3 separate regions of the Homo sapiens genome follow, and all the other regions are linked to region 1. The links are chromatin contacts, found by Hi-C or POLR2A ChIA-PET in ENCODE. All regions are on one chromosome and are shown on one strand. Each heading gives the region's core, a stretch centred on a gene start or an enhancer-like site at or near the end of the contact. The rest is flanking DNA. Distances are from core to core; before and after follow the strand shown.

Region 1 (2,729 bases), core at 73-2,572:
AGAGGGGCAGCAAGGAGGCAGAAAAGGGCCGGGCATGGTGGCTCATGCCTATAATCCCAGCACTTTGGGAGGCCAAGGCGGGAGAGTCGCTTGAGGCCAGGAATTTGAGACCAGCCTGAGCGACATAGCATAGAGACCCTATCTCTACAAAAAAATTAAAAATAAAAAATTAGCTTGGCATAGTGGCATGCACCTGTAGCCCTAGCTACCTGGGAGGCTGAGGCAGGAGGACCACTTGAGCCCAGGAGGTTGAGACTGAAGTGAGCTATGATTGCACCACTGCACCCCAGCCTGAGTGACAGAGAGAGACTTTGTCCCTATTTTTAAAAAAAGGAAGCAGGAAAGAAGAAACAGAATGAGTGTCATTGAGTGTCATTTAAAATGTTGGTTTCTACACACACGCTTGCCCACAGGCATACACAATCCAAGAAGTTACTAAATAAATGCACATTTTCCAGTGAAACCTACCAGCATGGGATAAGTTCCAAAAGCGGATAGTTCCCAAGATGTTCTCTAGTTTCCTCCTTTGTTGTTGTTGTTGTAGTTGTTTTTTAATTTGATTCATTTACTTGGTGCTAGAAGTTTGGAAGGAGATAAAGGACAGAGTAACTACTGGGGGTGGGGGATAGAGAAAGCTGTGTTTAGACGAGTGGCTGGTGAAAGAGGACACAATACCGTTTCTTCTCAATGTTAATCTAGCGCATGTTAATTCCTCCCCACCCAGTGGGAATCGACAGTGGCTGAAAGCCTTCTAGGCACTGACAGCAAAGACGGAGTACTCGCCAAGAACTTTGTTCACGTTCTCATTCAGTCCTCACAGCAACTTAGTGAGGTAGACGTTGTTACCCTTGTTTTACAGATAAGGAAATTGAGGTTCAGACGGTTCACTAACTCCCCTAATGTCACCAGACAAAGCAACAGATCAGGGTTTCAAACCCAGGTCTGTTCTCCAAGGCCTGGGTTTTTTCCGCTGCTCTGCCTCCCTGCCTGCACTGTTCTCTCTCCCGCTGTCCTCCACAGCAAATTCGCAGATGTGTCATTGACTGGAGAAGGTTAGGAAACACTGCTCTGGGCAGAGTCTCCAGGGGCTCAGCGCAGTAAGCTCCTTCCTCTCCAGCTCCTATTATGGTGCAAACAGTGCCGCTTCCCCGGCAGGCCTTTGTCATTTGTCCCGTGGCCTGTCCCCTCCCATCTCTACCCCATCCCAGTAGCACCCCAGGACCTCAGCTTCCTAAATTTCAGCCACAACATTATTTTTACAAGGACACTCTTCAACCTTGAAAGGCAAGGTACCCCGAGGCAAGGAAACGAAATGACTGTAGTTGAACAGCATGAGAGTCCAGCGCCATCTAGTGGTGCTGAAACCGACAAGTCCCTGGCGGTGACATTTTCAAATAATCAATATCTCATTATTAACCATAATCACAACCTGATGTTTACTTTTGGAGAAATGTTCAGCAGCAAGGGATGCACATGCACTTTTCTGCATGTTTCAGAGGCCTGCGATCCTAAATGCCACAATGACTATTAAACAGTGTCCTGCCCATGAGCAAACAGGAGAGATTGATTGTATATCTTTTTCATCTAAGCTGCTCACCAAAAACAAAGCTCAGTTGAAGCCAGTGACCTTTCACTAACTGCTGGAAGGAAAATGCTTGATAAATAATAAATAGACCACTACTGGATCTTGCTTAGAACTATCTTTTAATTAAAAGAACTGAGGAGCTAGAAGGTCCGGTGACTGACATTTATTTCAGTTGCAGTCCAGGAAAAGCATTCATTGAGGGTAAAATGATACTTGAAATGTATTTTCGTTGTCAGCTAGTATTCCCCAAAAACCCTGTCTGTAATCTGCATGGATGGAGGGTGGTGGTGGTGGCTGGCAGTAGCAACATTTTGTAGGGAACATAACACTTAACTTCCTGCCTTCTCTGCCTTCCCCTAGCAACCTTTTCTTTTTCGTGCTGCAGCAATAAACACTTGTCTGGTTCAGCATCACCACAGAAACTGCTTCAGTGCCGGGCTCATCCAATCAGAGACCCGCCTGCCACATTGAGCGCTACCCTAGGAGTGACAGGAAAGCCATTTCCCGTCTTTTCCACAGGAGGGCAGGTGCCCTTCCTCTGCCAGCCAAGGTGACCTCGACCAAGTTGCTCACTGAACCTGCTCAGCCATCCCTCATCTCACCCAGCACGGTCAAAGGCTCAGAACGCATGACTAACTTAGCCCGAGTCAGGCTCCCACCTTTTGGCTATTCTAGAATTGAGCTCAGAACATAGAGACCAGGAAGTCTCAGCCTTCCCCATCCCCTCCTCCACTCACCTTTGCTTGCTCCTAGCTCCAGTCTTCTGGCTGAGGCCGTGCCAGCTTGCGTTGACTACCAGCACCACATCATGTTCTCTGCCCTAACTCCCATGTACTCAGGAAAACTGCCAGCCCATTCTGAGTCAGGCTTGGTCACAAATGAAAGCTGAGGATGGATGAGGCCCAACTCCGGGTGCCACGTCTGGATTCCCCGGAGCAGAGGCAGGCACCAGTGCCAGCCTCAGAGAAAATCTTACTGTCCCACTTGAGTGACTTTGTTTAAAAAAAGAAATCTGCTGAAGGTTTTTAAGTGGCACGCCATCATTTATTTACAGAGAAAGGTATCACTTTAACAAAATCAGGAGTCCTTCGGGGGCAGATTATTCTGTAATACCACTTTCATTATCAGAGAACTCTCGATACAA
Region 2 (2,798 bases), core at 200-2,699, 460 kb before region 1:
ACTAAGGTAGGCAGAGCTCTAGGGGTAGATAACAGGTGCTTGTGAGTGAGCTGGAGAGGAGATTGTCAGGGAAGGCTTTCAAGACAAGTGGTTTTCTTACCTCGGTTTTGAAGGATGAATAGAAGTTTACCAGAGAGACAAGGAAGGAAAAAGCATTCTAGAAGGAAGGAACGGCATGCCTGAAATATCAGTGTGTCAGCTTTTCCTCCCCAGTCTGTGGGGGTCAGAAATAGGGTCACCCTGGCCTCACCATGAGATTTTTTTCTACTGGGAATTTCCAAAATAGGCTGCATCTCAGAGTCATTTGGTGAGGTTTATGGAAATACTGGTGAAGCTAGTTCCCAGGTGTGCTTTGCTCTACTGATGGTTGGTAGCATTGTTTACCTCTGGTGGTGGGAATGACAGGGTGCTGTTTGTACCATTTTCGGTTCTTTTGTTGAGAGTGACGTCACAGTTGTCCTGCAGCAAGCCAGGGTTATGCCACCCTGTCAGCTATGCCAGAATGGCAGCAGGTGTCACTGGACACATACCATTCCTTCTTTACACCATCTATCAACCTACAGTGGGGAAAGGGGCAAGAATACAGCATAATGAGAGGGGCAGCCAGTTGTAGCTCGGGGACCTTGGATTCTAAGCAGCATGACCTTGGGAAGGGTCTTGAGTCTTTGAGCCTGTTTGTCCTCTTAGGAATAAAGCAGGTTGGACAGACCTTACTTAATAGGCATGCTTAAATCTGCCAGGGAAAGGGACCCTCCTGTTGATGAATAATTCATTCTGGTTTTGTTCCTAGAAAGTATTCCATGGGGCACACACTTTCTCAGCTGCTCTTGGTTTTGCAAAGGAAGATACTGACATGTTCAGATTAAGAAATCGTAAAGCTTCTGAACTACTAAGGAAGGGAAAAGAGGGGCCCAGGGCCCACATGTGTGCCAGGTGCTGATCTGAGGGTTTTTTGTGACTCATCTCATTTAATGGTCACGCTGTTCCTGTGAGTAAAAGCTGTCATCCCATTTTATAGATGAAGAAACAGAGGCACAGAGAGGTTACCTTAATTTGCCCAAGGTCACACAGAATCCTGGTGTTCAGGCCTCATGCCTTCTGTTCTTAACTCCATATCCTGTGTCCCTGGGAAAGGAAGGGGCCATAGTCTGGAGTGGTTTCCAGGAGAAAAGAGCCAGAGTAATCTCTGCTCTTCATTTCTTAACAAGAATAGAAGACAGAATAAAGGGCACAGGGATAAAGGATTGTTAACCAGACTGGCAAATCAGTAGACTAATTAAAAATCAAACACCTTAAAACACTGTCGCTGGGTTAATTGTAAACCAACAATGAAACGTTAAAATTTGCCCAGCCCATGAGTTTGAATGATTAACTGAGTGAGTTAATTTCAAGCCATTGGTTTGAGTAGCCGTGAAAGCTGAGGTTAGTGGAAGGGGAATCTGTGTGTTCTTTCCTGCCCAGGCCTGCCCTGGTGCCTAAGGTCTTGTGATTGTTGCTGCTGTTTGCGTTTTTAATCGAAATATCTTAAACATTTAGGCAGAACCTCACAAATGCAGCTAGATTGTGGAAAAGGACAGTGTGAATCAGCAAAGAGTAGGATTACGTATATCTTTCCAAATAGAAGAAATGCCATTCTGTTTTGCAATATCACAGAGTCCTGGTAGCAAGAAAGGGCCCTTTGGAAAGGCCTTTTGCCTTCCAGTGTTTGACCCAAGGCTGCTGTCCCATCTGTGGCCTCTGTTGCTCTCTCATGTTCTTTTCTGCCCAGAGACCAGGTCTGGGGGTGTTATCAGGAGTTAGTCCTAAGACTGGAATGAGACTCCTGGGATTCAATGATGGCCAGTTGACCACAAGATGTTTCTGTTAGGTTTTAAGTTGAGATTCTGCTACGCCTGCTTTGATGGCTAGGTAACACTCCTCAGCACCAGGTGATGGATTTAACCTCTGTGAGCTGTGTTTCTAACCTGACTGGGCCCAGGGATCATGCTGGGAAAGTTATGGACCCTTTACCCAGAGACTTGCGCTACAACACAGCCACATACAGCTTTGCACTGAGGGTCAGGATGCACAGATCCCTGGTGCTCAGACATGAATGGCCTTATTAGAGTGAAGAAACCCTGTGTTGAAGTCACCAAACAGCTGGACTTTAAATGTTAATGTTAATATTTCACTGTGACTTATATAGCATTTTATTTTTTCCAGAGTTCCTTACAAGACAATCTGATTTGATCCGCAGGAGAATCCTGTAAGGTCAATTATATAGTCGCTCTTTTATATATGACGCATGCAGTAGGCTCAGTATCTTCCCTGAGTGTTGCTGTTTTCTTGTTAATTTGCTAAATGGGCTTTTAAAAAGGAGATAAATGTAAATTTCAGCCCCGTAAAATAGATACATCTCAAATGCTCGTGACTCAAATTAATTAATTAAAAAACAGAATAAAACACCACTCCAGCCACAAAACATGGCAAGGTTGTAATGTTTATTCCATTCAGCCAGTTGATGGGGTAAAATTACGAGATTGGTCTGTGATAAAAATGTTTTTAACTCCAACTTAGACGTTTACAGAAAGGAGAGACTTGGGCAGTTTGTTTATTTAGAACATTGATTACTGCTTCTGCCATGTTCCTCCAATCACAAACACTTGGGAAAATTTTGGAAAACTGCAAGAACTAAGTAAAAATCCCCCCAACGCCACTATTTACCATTCAGAGATAACTGCTATGAACATTTCGGTACATTTTTTTCTGTCCTTTTTCATGGCAAAAAAAAAAAAGGGCAAAAAATTATATAGAGACAC
Region 3 (2,818 bases), core at 242-2,741, 490 kb before region 1:
GACTAGGGCCCTGACCCTGATCAGCCTGACAAGAAAACCCTTGTTTTCTTTTCCACGGCCCCACAGAGTGGCCCATGTTTCTCAAATGCTGCAATCTAGGATTGACCCCAGGAACCCCTTTGGGGTCATTACATTTTACTTCCACTGTCTGATGGCATTGGTGTGGTCCATGCGAATACTCACAGCTTTAAAACCATCTGATTGTCTCTGAGACTCATTTTCTCTCCACTTTCTCGGCCTCTAGCCTTCACGGCTGGGTGTCTCAGAGGCTGGGCTCTCTCCTCTGGGAAGGCTGTTGTCTCTGTGTCGCTGGCTAGCCTGGGTCTCAGGGGCAGTGAGAATCCCTGGCGGCTGTCCCTGTCGTGTTTACCACCTTGGCAACAAGCGCTGCTCTTGGCACCACGGTCGAGTCCTTAGCTGGACGGTGACTCGGGCTGGGGGCTCCTTCTTCACATCATGAATTGGTCTTTTGCCAAGCCAAAACAGCGGCTGCTTGCTTTTCAGAAGGAAAGGTTGTTCATATTTATTTTTTAATTAGAAAATGAATGCATGCTCCTTACAGAAGATTCAAAACATATAGAAAAGTGCAAATAAATGAATGTTTTGGTATATTATCATTTTTGTGTGCATACGTATTTAAAAACAGAATTGGAAAAGAACCCAGAATTAGAATCACGCTGTGTTGTGTGCATGTGTATGTGCTTTTGCATTTACTAGTACTTAGTAATAATTTTCACGTGTTACTAGATGGTTGTAAAAACATGATTTTTAATTGGTGTGTAACGTTCTCTCATCTCAATGTAAAATACAGATACGTTTTAAATATACCTTACCGCCAAGGACGAGATTTGTATGGGTTTTATTTTGTTTTTTATTTATTTTTGAGACAGAGTCTCTCTCTGTCGCCCAGGTTGGAATGCAGTGGCGTGATCTCGGCTCACTACAACCTCCACCTCCTGGGTTTAGGAAATCCTCCTCCTCAGCCTCCTGAGTAGCTGGGATTACAGGTGTGCGCCACTATGCCCAGCTAAATTTCTGTATTTTTAGTAGAGATGGGGTTTCACCATGTTGGCCAGGCTGGTCCCGAACTCCTGACCTCAAATAACCCACCCACCTTGGCCCCCCGAAGTGCTGGGATTACAGGCATGAACCACTGCACTGGCCTGTTTTATTTTATTTTTTGAGACAGTCTTGCTCTGTCGCCCAAGGCTGGCGTGCAATGGCACGATCTAGGCTCACTGCAGTCTCTGCCTGAGACCATAATCTCTGCGGTCTCTGTCCATGAGACCATAAATAAAGAATAAGGAGCTTGGCAGGCCCCACGCAGACTTGTTGCATCCCAGTTGCTTGGGGACCCTGAAGGCTGCATAACTCGTAGCCGGGTCTCTGCCTGGAGGAGCGGGCTGGTGTTAATTCACTGACCCGGGGAGCTGTGCCTGCCTGTCAGCCTCTCCATCTTGTTGGTGCTGAAAACCTCTCTTCCTCATTTTGGTCCCTGCTATGGCTTTTTATTCAAGGCTGTGGTTTGAGTTCTACCACAAAGCAGATAATGTGGCATGAGCAGCTCACGCAGGGACTGCCCTGCCTCCCTGTCTTCACCTACAGGGGCTGCCGAGATGGGGAAGGGCCCCACCCCTGAGTTCCCCTTTGTCTTCCTTGTCTCCTTTGCAAGGAGAGTCCTTTATTTGTTCTTTTAATGCAACTGGCCTCTCTGAAGAGGCTTTCCAGATCAATTTGGCTTGTCAGGGGTGCCAGGCTTAAGTTTTCAGGCATCTAAAGAAGTGGTGGGGGAGAGGGGATCAGACTTTTCTTTCTCTTTGTGGCTTTCAAAAGAAAATCACGGACGTTAAAATAAATGACGCAAATATCTGTATTTTTTGTATCAAAGAGACAAATGGCATAAATGCAGATTATAGGGTATTCCTTAGAACTGTCCATCACACAGGAGCTCCTGGGAAAGGCAAGCAGCCCGCGAGGCACCACCCGGTTTCACTGAGCAGAGGGTGAGTGGTGGCTTCGCGTTTGGGCAGCCTCCAGGGGGTCGGCATATTTAGATCATCGTCTCACGGATTGATTCAGGATTGTCTTAAAAGCCAACTCGGTTTCCAAGTGTTTCATTCTTGCATGCACGCTTAAGAAAGTCAAAGCCATTTCCATTGTCTTCTGTTTGATCTGCACTGACCATCCTTCAGCTCCTGCCTCCACTTGCGTGATGCTTTCTCTTCTGGTTGAAGAACTGGCAGCGTTGGTTTGGGCTGCTCCTCCCTCCCTCGGGCCCCCTCCCTGTGGCACGGACTTGCCCTGCTGTCGTGGATGATGGTCTGTGTGCAAGGGGTTGAGTCCCGTTTGCCATGCTCCTGGTGTTTCTAACTTCTCAGCCTTTCGTTTCACACCCTGCCATGATGACAGTATATCCATTTTTCATTCTTTGGGACATTTTCTCTCCAAGGAAAGATGCTCATGCACGTTTGCAGTGGGTGAACTGTTGCCTTCCTGTGATCAGTCATTGGTAGGGCTGCTTCTGTGTCTCCACCCGTGAGTCTCCATCACCAGTTGAGGACCTTTGGGTCTCCTGACTCCCAGAAACTTTTCCAGCTTCCCATGGTCTGTGCTTAGGGTGTATTCTGGGCCATGGCCTCCTGGAAAACCATTTTCCCAGCTGAGATGGATTCCCCAAGGTCCCTGGCCTCCAGTGTGGCGGTCCCTCAGAAGCTCATCAGTGACCGGGAATGGAACTGACTGCTATAAAGTTGTGAGCCTGCCCAAAACTGGGCAGCAGAGGTGTTGGAATTCAGCCCACCTGGGCTCAAGTGTGGGT

What was found. A loop is a pair of places that touch in the nucleus more often than their neighbours do. ChIA-PET counts read pairs that join two places held with the same protein, here RNA polymerase II (POLR2A). Pooled maps may share reads with other maps.
Region 2: a pooled map shows a loop between it and region 1 (2.8-fold over the local background). The contact joins two enhancer-like sites. A Hi-C loop is called at or near these places in 2 of 50 pooled maps. POLR2A ChIA-PET finds 5 or more read pairs at or near these places in 2 of 52 experiments (GM10248 and endothelial cell of umbilical vein).
Region 3: a loop to region 1 is called in a pooled map, with 2.2 times the contacts of the local background. The contact joins two enhancer-like sites. A Hi-C loop is called at or near these places in 2 of 50 pooled maps. POLR2A ChIA-PET finds 5 or more read pairs at or near these places in 2 of 52 experiments (HEK293 and activated naive CD4-positive, alpha-beta T cell).

The regions. Positions count from the first base shown.
Region 1 is chr17:57,832,174-57,834,902 of GRCh38, forward strand. MRPS23 (mitochondrial ribosomal protein S23) reads right to left here. Exons shown (of 5, transcript NM_016070.4): 5 at 2,608-2,729. Among named protein-coding and RNA genes, the nearest start is that of MRPS23, 17 kb to the right of the region's middle. RefSeq lists enhancers at 579-1,090, 1,091-1,601, 1,770-2,270. Within about 2 kb of position 1,323, at least 24 of the 41 ENCODE cell types and tissues checked have a DNase peak (open chromatin) inside an H3K27ac peak, as active enhancers do.
Region 2 is chr17:57,368,747-57,371,544 of GRCh38, forward strand. The region is part of intron 5 of MSI2 (musashi RNA binding protein 2); the gene reads left to right. Among named protein-coding and RNA genes, the nearest start is that of MSI2, 110 kb to the left of the region's middle. Within about 2 kb of position 1,450, at least 6 of the 41 ENCODE cell types and tissues checked have a DNase peak (open chromatin) inside an H3K27ac peak, as active enhancers do.
Region 3 is chr17:57,337,225-57,340,042 of GRCh38, forward strand. The region is part of intron 5 of MSI2 (musashi RNA binding protein 2); the gene reads left to right. Among named protein-coding and RNA genes, the nearest start is that of MSI2, 82 kb to the left of the region's middle. RefSeq lists a silencer at 1,342-1,509 and an enhancer at 1,411-1,560. Within about 2 kb of position 1,492, at least 3 of the 41 ENCODE cell types and tissues checked have a DNase peak (open chromatin) inside an H3K27ac peak, as active enhancers do.